Regions from separate parts of the Mus musculus genome. Here region 1 is linked to region 2. Evidence: chromatin contacts called from ENCODE Hi-C or POLR2A ChIA-PET data. All regions are on one chromosome and are shown on one strand. Each heading gives the region's core, a stretch centred on a gene start or an enhancer-like site at or near the end of the contact. The rest is flanking DNA. Distances are from core to core; before and after follow the strand shown. Region 1 holds the start of Zdhhc16 (zinc finger, DHHC domain containing 16). Region 2 holds the start of Arhgap19 (Rho GTPase activating protein 19).

What was found. Hi-C counts contacts between places; a loop is a spot of excess contacts on that map. ChIA-PET counts read pairs that join two places held with the same protein, here RNA polymerase II (POLR2A).
Region 1: a map of v-Abl transformed pro-B cells shows a loop between it and region 2 (2.0-fold over the local background). The contact joins the promoter of Zdhhc16 here to the promoter of Arhgap19 in region 2. A Hi-C loop is called at or near these places in 1 of 37 maps with a recorded cell type or tissue (v-Abl transformed pro-B cells). POLR2A ChIA-PET finds 5 or more read pairs at or near these places in 1 of 5 experiments (Patski).

Annotation. Positions count from the first base shown.
Region 1 is chr19:41,930,632-41,935,166 of GRCm38, forward strand. Zdhhc16 (zinc finger, DHHC domain containing 16) reads left to right here and starts at 2,814. Exons shown (of 11, transcript NM_023740.3): 1 at 2,814-3,034; 2 at 4,107-4,252. It overlaps Exosc1 (exosome component 1), which reads right to left and starts at 2,683. Exons shown (of 8, transcript NM_025644.4): 1 at 2,621-2,683; 2 at 2,418-2,533; 3 at 725-799. The coding sequence starts at 2,651.
Region 2 is chr19:41,800,262-41,804,849 of GRCm38, forward strand. It overlaps Arhgap19 (Rho GTPase activating protein 19), which reads right to left and starts at 1,823. Exons shown (of 12, transcript NM_027667.3): 1 at 1,711-1,823. The coding sequence starts at 1,766.

The sequences.
Region 1 (4,535 bases), core at 1,564-4,063, 130 kb after region 2:
GCTGGACAGATGGCTCAGCAGTTACAGAGCACTGGCTGCCCTGGTAGAGGGTCTGGATTCAATTCCTAGCAGGCACACGAGGGCCTATAGTCATCTGCGCCTTCAGTCCCAGGGGGTGCCACACCCTTCCCTAGGCTTTGTGGCACCAGGCATGCATATGACGCAGACAAGGTGACTATTCACACGCGATAAAACAAAACAAAATAAAGAATCATTTGCTAGACCCAAGGGTGTACTTCAGAGGAGTCCATCACTTTCCCACACCCCCCAAACAAAAGTCCTATGCCAGCCAATATGGCAGTCACTAACCACGATTTGCTACTGATTACTTAAAATGTGAAGAGCGTTGGGACTGTGGGGTACAGGGTCTCACTCTGTAGCCTATTCTGGTCTTGAACTACTGTCCAATAACTCTGTTCAGCTTCCAGATACTGAGACCACAGATAGGATGAATCGTATCTATATTGTAGCCTGGCTAAAAATAAAATTTTCATTTTTCTTTTCTTTTGAGACAGGGTTTCTCTAGGAAGCCCTGGCTGTTCTGAAACCACTCAGTAGACCAGGCTGGCCTCACGTATCTACCTGCCTCTGCCTTCTAAGTACTGGGATTAAAGGCCTGAGTCAACACATCCAAATAAACTTCAACAGCCCTATATAGCCAGGCGACTACTGAATTCAGCAGCCGACCATGGCAGCTATAGCACAGTGACTAGGACCCGCTCACCTTACAGGTGACGACAGCTCCCACATCTGGAAGCAACTGGGACTCTGTTTCTCTCATCACTGACACCACGGGAACCTGTGGAGAAAATAGAAAGGTCAGTGTAGTGGCTAAGTAAGCCTTGGTTTGAGAAAGCAGCCTGTAGATTAGTTTTTAGCCTATAGCAGAGGACATCAGTCATTTTAGGAAATAGAGGATCAGAAGCCATTAGAATTAGGTGGCCAGGTTTAATATAGCCTTTCTGATTAGTTGTAAATTACTGAAGATTCTCTTGGAATTTCCTGGTACAAATCCTTTTGCTTATAATTATGAATATCCTGACTCTTCCAAGCTATACTTTTTTTTTTTTTTTTTACACTTCATAAGTCAGATCTTGCAATTAAATGCTACAGAATGGCAACTCTTGTTTTAGTCCAATGGCAGCTGGCAAGTACCATCTTACCTCTCTTGCTTGGTGCGGTTTCCTCACCTTACTAAGTCCCTCCCATGTCAGTGTCCGTCTAACCCATTCTCTACAGGAGGATCACATTCTTTGCTCTCCTCCACCTCTACTTATATTCAGATGACTAAATCCTGTCACTGTCTAGAATGCACAGAGCCTGTTACATGTTCTTATTGTACCGCACAATTCTTTTGTACATTTGCTCATGATTTCTGTCCGCCTCCTCAGTAAGAAAAGCTGTGTATTGGGCTCGTGACTCTATCCCCAGTAGCAAATAAGGGCAGCCCTGAGCAGGTCACATTGAAAGTGCTCAAGAGACATCGATGCAGTGACTAAACACACAGGCTGAGGCTGACTTTATCTCCAGAACCAACAGACTGGAATCTGTTTTTACAAATAAGCTCAACACAAAGAGAGATGTTTAGGTCTAGCCAGTTCCTAAAGAGTTTTTATTTTTTCGGGAGATTGGATCTGTGGTCCCAGGGTCAGCATACTACGTAAGCTCTGTACTGATGAGCCACAAGTCTAAGGTTTTAGTTTTTATTTATTTTTTATCGTCTTACATGTATCAACGATTGCTTTTATCTGTGCCTGTTAGAAGCTGGGGATACGCTGGTGTACCACCAATCGTGGCTCCACTTAAATGTCTAGTTGGGCAAGAATCTAGTGATCAAGAGTAACATTTAAATAAGTGCCCTGGAGGGAGATTCTTGGGCATATCGATCCTTCTGCCACCAAACCCACTTTTTTTTAGTCAGAAGGTCCAGAAGGGCTTCTCTGGGAAAAAAAAAAAACAACTAAAAAAACCGATTAAATAAAGGGGTTGAGCAGGAGTGTGTTCCAGATAGACGACACGTGAATTGCACAGGCTTCGCGACAAGAGCGAGCTTAGTGCACTAAGACACTGGAAATCGCCAGCATTACTACATTGATGTCAGTGACGTGGGACACATGAAAGCGGAGGGGTAGTCGAGATGTACCACGTGAGGAAGCTCTCGGCTGGCTGGGCTACTCTTACATTTGCGTGCTTTTCCCTCCACTTCCTTCTGTGTGCATCCACAGAACTTAAGTCAGATTAACCTAACGGGTGTGCGGCCGGTGTGCTTCAGCACAGCGCAGAGATCACAGCCGGGAGACCAAAGCGTTCTGCGGCTGAGCCACCAAAGACGCGTCCGCCCGCTCTGCCTGTGCCCAAGGACCGGAACTCAACGGCACCCGGAGAGGGAACGCGCGCTGGGTAGCCGCTTCCTTTACCGCGCCATTCTCGCTGGTCTTCATCAGGCAGCCAGCCAGCGACGAAAAGATGTAGCCATGCCGGGTGTAGGTGCCGCTGCCGGGGCTGCCTTCCTCCAAGTTACACAGACGTTCGCCTGCAGAAGACAAGCTGCCTCAGCCACGGGCTCCCAGAAGCTGGTTGCCACACAGCCTGGAACTGCGTGCGGAGACCGCTCACTTACCGGGGATGCAGTACCTCACCGGTGGTGCCATGCTTGCCACCATCCACAACCCGGATGAGAACCAAGACGACTTCTCATTGGTCAGCTAGAGGAGCGGCCTCGCAGTTACACGAGTACCAATTGGCGCCTTCGACCGCACGGGGTGTAAGAGCGAGGTCTGACTCCATTTCCCAGGCTGCCCCGGGACAGATCTCTGGGCGTGCCTTTGCGGGCTCCGGGCCTCGCGCCTGCGCAGCTGGGTGGTGATGGGCGGGCGGCGGGTCCCGGTCCGCTGGCTAGCGCTGTGGGCTGAGGGCCATGGTGGGTCAGCCTTAGCTCGGCCCGGCCTGGGTCCTGAGCTGGAAGGGGAGGCAGTGGGTGGCGGACAGGGAGACTGGGCCTAATCTGGCTGATTGAGAAGCTGGCAGGAGGCAGGTAAGAGTAAAGGCGCGGTTCTTGCTTCCCATCCGAGTCCCGGTGTCCAGGCCTTTAAGTTAAGTTCCTGATCTCTCTACGACCTGCCCTGCGTGGATGCGTCCTCCTAGGTCCGAACGCATTTTCAGCCCCAACTCGCCCATTTCATGAGTTTGAAGACTCAGATCCAGGTTTGCTTTGTACAACAAAGTGTCGAAGTTGGTTCGAGACAGCCCAAGCTTAAGCCGATTTTTTTTTTTTTTTTGGACCTGAGCCCATCATAGATGGACCCTGCTGCACCTGGAGACACAACCTTTTTCTAGTTTTGTAGAACGACAGTTTCTTCTCTTGCAGGCAGATACTCTATAGAGTGTGAGCTCCTTAACTATGAATGAGCAGCTTGACGTTAGCATAGCATTCCTTTTGCTTTTTTTTCCCTTTTAGCATGTTAGCCGGGAAAGAAGCCTTCATTAATAGAATATTGTGCTTTATTGATATCTGACATCAGCTTGAGGTGGCAAAGGTTCCGGGAGCAGCAGCTTTTTCCGGATGAAATTTGCCATGACTTTGATCTCACTTTCATCTATTGGCTCTGGAGTTTATTGCTCTCTCCCCTTCCCTCCCTGTCAGCCAGGCTTCTTTGAGATACAGATGGTGATTTAGGGGAGTGCTCTTGCCTGCTAATCTCTAATCTGGTGGCAGATGGCCACTGTGGCCTGTGGGTCCTACTGAGAGGTGGCAGTACTTGGAGTGTGGAGAAATTATGCTGGCTTTATTCCTCCTCCGTGCATTCAGGTCATTCGTGCCTTCCCGCCACATTTAGATGTAAATACGACTTTGCTTTTTCTCTGTTTCCTGAGGGAAAACTTTTTCACTTGTGGCCCATTTAATACGTCTTTTTCTAGCCTCGTCATTATCCTGATATCCCATTAGGCTGAGGGGAGAGGGTCCTGGTCTCACTCTGTTCACTCAGAGTTGATAGGCACCACAAGCTTTCCATTTTACGGGTTTGATTTCCGGTTTGATTTGTCCTCTAGGTTATTGATCTCTAGAGCTATGATTCTAATACTGGTTTTATTTCTTTGTTAATCAGAAAGGATGAGCGCAGCAAATACTTGGGTGTTATCACATTGGTGAGAGTGTCTTTGCTGGCTCCTGTACAGCTGCCAGCCTTTCCTGTTCTGCATCTCTCCAGGTCATTCATTCAACAAGTATTTATTGAATACTTCTACAAGCCAGGTATTAAGATGTTTATAAGCATTTGATTTAAACCTTGGGCATATGTGTGTATATGTATGTATGTATGTACACGCATACATTTGTATGTATAAGAATTTAAGGTTTAGAGAAGAAGGTTCCAGGACTACTTATGGAAAGATTTGAACCCTAAATAGGGTATACATAGATGAGAATTGGTCAATCGAGCCTTAAAGTAGGCATTTCACACAGAACTCAAGGATGGAGAAGGTGATTGACAGTCGGATTCTTTATAAAGATACATTCTCGTGTATCTCATGCTGGT
Region 2 (4,588 bases), core at 573-3,072:
AGAAGATGTTCTCAGAGAGCGACTGTCTCCTCAGGACGTGTATGAGAGGCCAAAGACAGAGTTATGCAGCATATCTGTAAGTGCTGGGCTACACACCTTGGCAGTGAGATGCCTCCGTGAGTAACGGCACTCCCTGCAAAGCCTACAACCCAAGCATGATCCTCAAATCCACTCGGTGGAAGAAGAGAACCGTGAGCTGCTTTCTGCTCTCCTGTGCATGCACTGTGGTACCTAAGTGTGTGTGCACAGGCATACACAAGCACGATAAATGACAGATTTAAAAAGTGTTAGTCCCATTGATTAAATGGGGCTGGGGATGCAGCTCAGTCAGTAGGGGGCTTGCCTAGCAGCACATAAGACAGGGCTTGGTGGCATATGCCTGTAATTCCAGCACTTGGGAGGCAGAGGAAGGAGGTTCGGAAGCTCAAGATTGGGGTTCCCTGGATTACATGAGAGACTCTGTTTCAAAAATAAATAAATAAATAAATAAGCCTCACAAGAACCCCCAGACTAATCCCCTGCAATATGCAATTGACAAGTACACGGGTAGCTGAAACGAGACTGGGAGTTCCAGTCCAGCCGAGGTACTTAGCAAGAACCTGTCTCAGTAACGACAATAGAGGGTTTCAGATTCAGAGAAAACTGTGTTGGTCAGATAGTTAACAGTTTCAAATTTTACATTCAGTTGACAGCAGCCTCAAGGAAGAATTCTAAGTCCTCTTGCTGTAGAACAGTATTTCATTTGTCCTCATTTTCATTACAATTCAGGATTTTCGAGTCGGAGGAGAGATAATCTAATGACATTTATCAACCCACGGGCACAGTTCCCGGGAGAAATAAAAGGTCAAAGAGTGGAAAACTCCTCCATACAAAACAGTAACAATACCCACACAAGCCCATCAGGGCTCAGGAAAAATCAGGCTCACAAACTCGGTTTCCCAAAATTCTTGGTTCTTCTGTTCTGTACTAACTCCGTACCAAAGCATAGCATTGATCATACTCTCTGACAATGTAAGTAATCTCATTCTATTGGAGTGTGTCAGACTCCAAATATTTGTTTGTAATCGGTTAAGAAAGGCTCGACTTTATGACAGGGACAGTACTCGTTCCAGAAAGAAGAAATGAGATCACAATTTCAAGGAAACATAAAAATCTATCGTATTTTGAAGTGTTTGCCAGGATGGGTGCTATGCGCTTTAAATAGGTTGTGTCATCCCGTCCAGGTTCTGAAATAAGTATCGTTATGTTTATTTACAGAAGAAGGCTGAAGCCGAGAAAGGTCAGCCAGCTTAGGGGACAAAAATCCCTTTTAACCATCACTCAAGTCGCGGCTCTGAGTAAAGCGCAGAGGCTGTCACGAAGGACATTTAAAGCTCCCGGGGCGTTGTGGGATTCTCTAAACCGCTCTGGGCTTCAGTTGCCACTCAAAACGCTCGGCGCCAGGGCAGACACCATGACCGTGGCCCGGGGGTCTGCAGCCAGAGCGTCGGGAGGGCTCCACACACGGCCGTGGGACTCGCGGAGAGCAGCGCAGCGGGAAGCACGGACCGCAAAGACCCGCCTCAGCCCCCGCAGGCGCGTCGGCGTAGACACCACGGGAGAGAGGAACAAAGCCCGGGCCTGTGGACCACGGTGACTCAAGGGCAGGGCGGCGACATCGCTAGCCCACAGTCCCGTCTCCTAGGCAGCAGGACGGAAAACTTGGCTCACCTCCGGCCAGAGTCGCAGACCGGCGCCTCCCCTCCACTCGGCGCCTCAGCCGCCATCTTCCGCGGCAGCTTGGTCTGCAGCCCCGCCTCAGGCACCGCCCCTTAGCCCTTAGATTGGCTAGGATGGTTTTCTAAGTCCTGTACGATTGGACGAACCTATGGCCCCGCCTAAATAAGAACCGTTCCATGCTACTATTGGTCTATTCAAATATCTAACTGTCATTGGTAGCACAGAACCAACGAAAGGGCAGGAGAAACACCTGCCCGAGGCCTACCGGGAGATGTAGTTTCTCGTTTTGATTAACCCATGTAGTTCCGCGGATCAAGTCACAAATTCCTGGCTGCGCTCCCCTCCCCGCTAGGTAAATCTCTGAGTTACAAAACTGTCGGTTTTTAAAGTCACTTGAAGAGAAAAGGTTCTTGAGGCCCTGCCCATCCCCCAGTTCGGTAGGCAGTTAACGGTTGCTAGGGAAAAGGGCTCATCACCCCTCACTCACTTAAACCCCCATTCACCCCACCCCCAAGATCCATAGGCTTAGTAAAAGGGAAGAAAAGGCATTTTCTTCAATGGTATATAATCAGTGGTAAATTGCATACGTTCCTGTAAGCTACCCTAAGTAAACTCTTGTGTGTGTATATATGTATGTGTGTATGTATGTATGTATTTATGTATGAATGTATGTATGTGTGTGTGTATGTATGCAGGGGCTGATCTTCAGGGTACATATTTGGGGGAGGGGGAAAGTCAGTATAAAGACACCAAAAGCACTGGCTAGAATAGAGAGGCAAATTTTGGGTCATCCAAACAAGCCTCCTTGGGTGACTTCAGGCCAACAAGAAAATGTGACTAAGCCAGGCAGTGGTGGCGTATACCTTTAATCCCAGCACTTGGGAGGCAGAGGCAGGTGGAAAAAAAAAAAAAAAAAAAAAAAACATGGTATTGATATATGAAATTCACAATTAACAATAAGGGGCAGCTAGAGATGGTTCCGTGGTTCTAAGAACACTTGCTGCTTTTCCTGAAGACTAGAGTTTGATTCCCTGCATTGAAAGGTTCACAAGGGCCAGACAGTGAGTCCAGTTCCAAAGGACTGATTGCCTTCCTATAGCCTCCAGAGCTGGCCTCCGGGGCACATGCGCACAGATGCACAGAGACACATAAAATCTTTTCTAAAAGCAAAAAATATAGATGGTAGAGAGTAAAAAGTGAAGGGAAAGAACATTGTGACCCTGACTTGACCCCCAGACCAGGCAACCTTGACCCTATCTTGACCCCAAGCTCAAAATCAGGGCCAAGAAACAGAATCCCACCAATCCCTGAGCACAAAATTCCCACCAACCCCTAGAATTGCCCCAAAATCAGGCCACAAAAATCCCACCACTCCCTCCCTGGACACCCTGGAAAGCTCTGTCTTCATCGCCTGTCCCGCCCCACCAAGAAACCCTATACAAAACCCGCTGAGCTTCTGCCGCTTTTCACCCCAGCAGAGGCCGCCACCCTCCGCGGGTTTCCCCTTGCAGTAAGTTTCCTGTGTGAGGTTGGTTGTATGCTGGGTGGGACTTTGTGGTATTCCTTGGCTCAGGACTGCCAGAGTATCTCTGAGCAGAGCTATAACACTTTCACTGGGGACATCTCCCCCTGCTGGAGCAGAGATGGTGTTACACTTGCATTGGGGGAAACAACCCTCCCCCACCCTAACCCCTCCACCCCTAACCCCCACCCCATTTCCATCCCCAAAGGTAATGGGGAAGCCTTTCCCTTCAGAACTATAACACATACTGAAGGTATCTGAAGAATGAATCATGAGATTGTGCTCTGGCTTCCACACATGTACTCACATTCATGCGTATACTCATGAATAGGCCTACACACATGCACACTAATAAAATAAGTTACTCTCTGAAACACAAGACTGAGGTGAGGCAGGGAATGTCAGCCAAGAAGAGCTGGTCCCAAGTCCTTGTTTGTTTGTTTGTTTTAAAGATTTGTTTGTTTGTTTGTTTTTGTGTATGAGTATATCCTTGACCCCAGAAGAGGGCATCTGACCCTATTACAGATGGCTGTGAGCCACCATGTGGTTGCTGGGAATTGAACTCAAGACCTCTGGAAGAGCAGTCAATGCTCTTAACCACTGAGCCATCTCTCCAGCCCCTGGTCCCATGTCTTAAACCAACATCATAACTAAAACTTTCAGGGGAGAAGTTGGGAAGGTCTATATGGAATGCATACAGACCTTTTTCTTGTTATTCCCTAAACAATGCATTTTAAAAGCTATTTATGTAGCATTAGCTGTTATAACCTAGGCATGACTTAAAGTGTATAGAAGGAATGAGTAGGTTTTAAGCAAAAAACTATGTCTTATTTCTGGTTATTATTGCTGTGATAAAACATCATGCATCCTGGGGTTGATTTTTTGGTTTACAGTTTATTGGGCTTACAGTTCCACATCACAGTTCATCATTGAAGGATTTCAGGACAGGAACTCAAACAGAGGAGAAACCTGGAGTTACAAGCTGATGCAGAGGCCATGGAGGGGTGCTGCTTACTGGCTTGCTCTCCACGGCTTGCTCAGCCTGCTTTCTTACAGAATCCAGGACCACCAGCCTAGGGGTGGCACAACCCATAATAGCCTAGTCCCTTCCACATCAATCACTAACTAAGAAAATGCCTTACAGGCCTGCCCATAGCCAGATCCTATGAAGGCATTTTCTTAGTTGAGGCTCCCTCCTCCTTAATGACTCTAACTTGTGTCAAGCTAAGCATACAATAAGTGTGCACACATGAGTTCATCCTATACGAGGGACTTGAGTATCAGGGGTCTGGGTGTCCTTGAGGCATCAGTCATAGGCACCCAGGAACAACTGCACTCACTGTACAC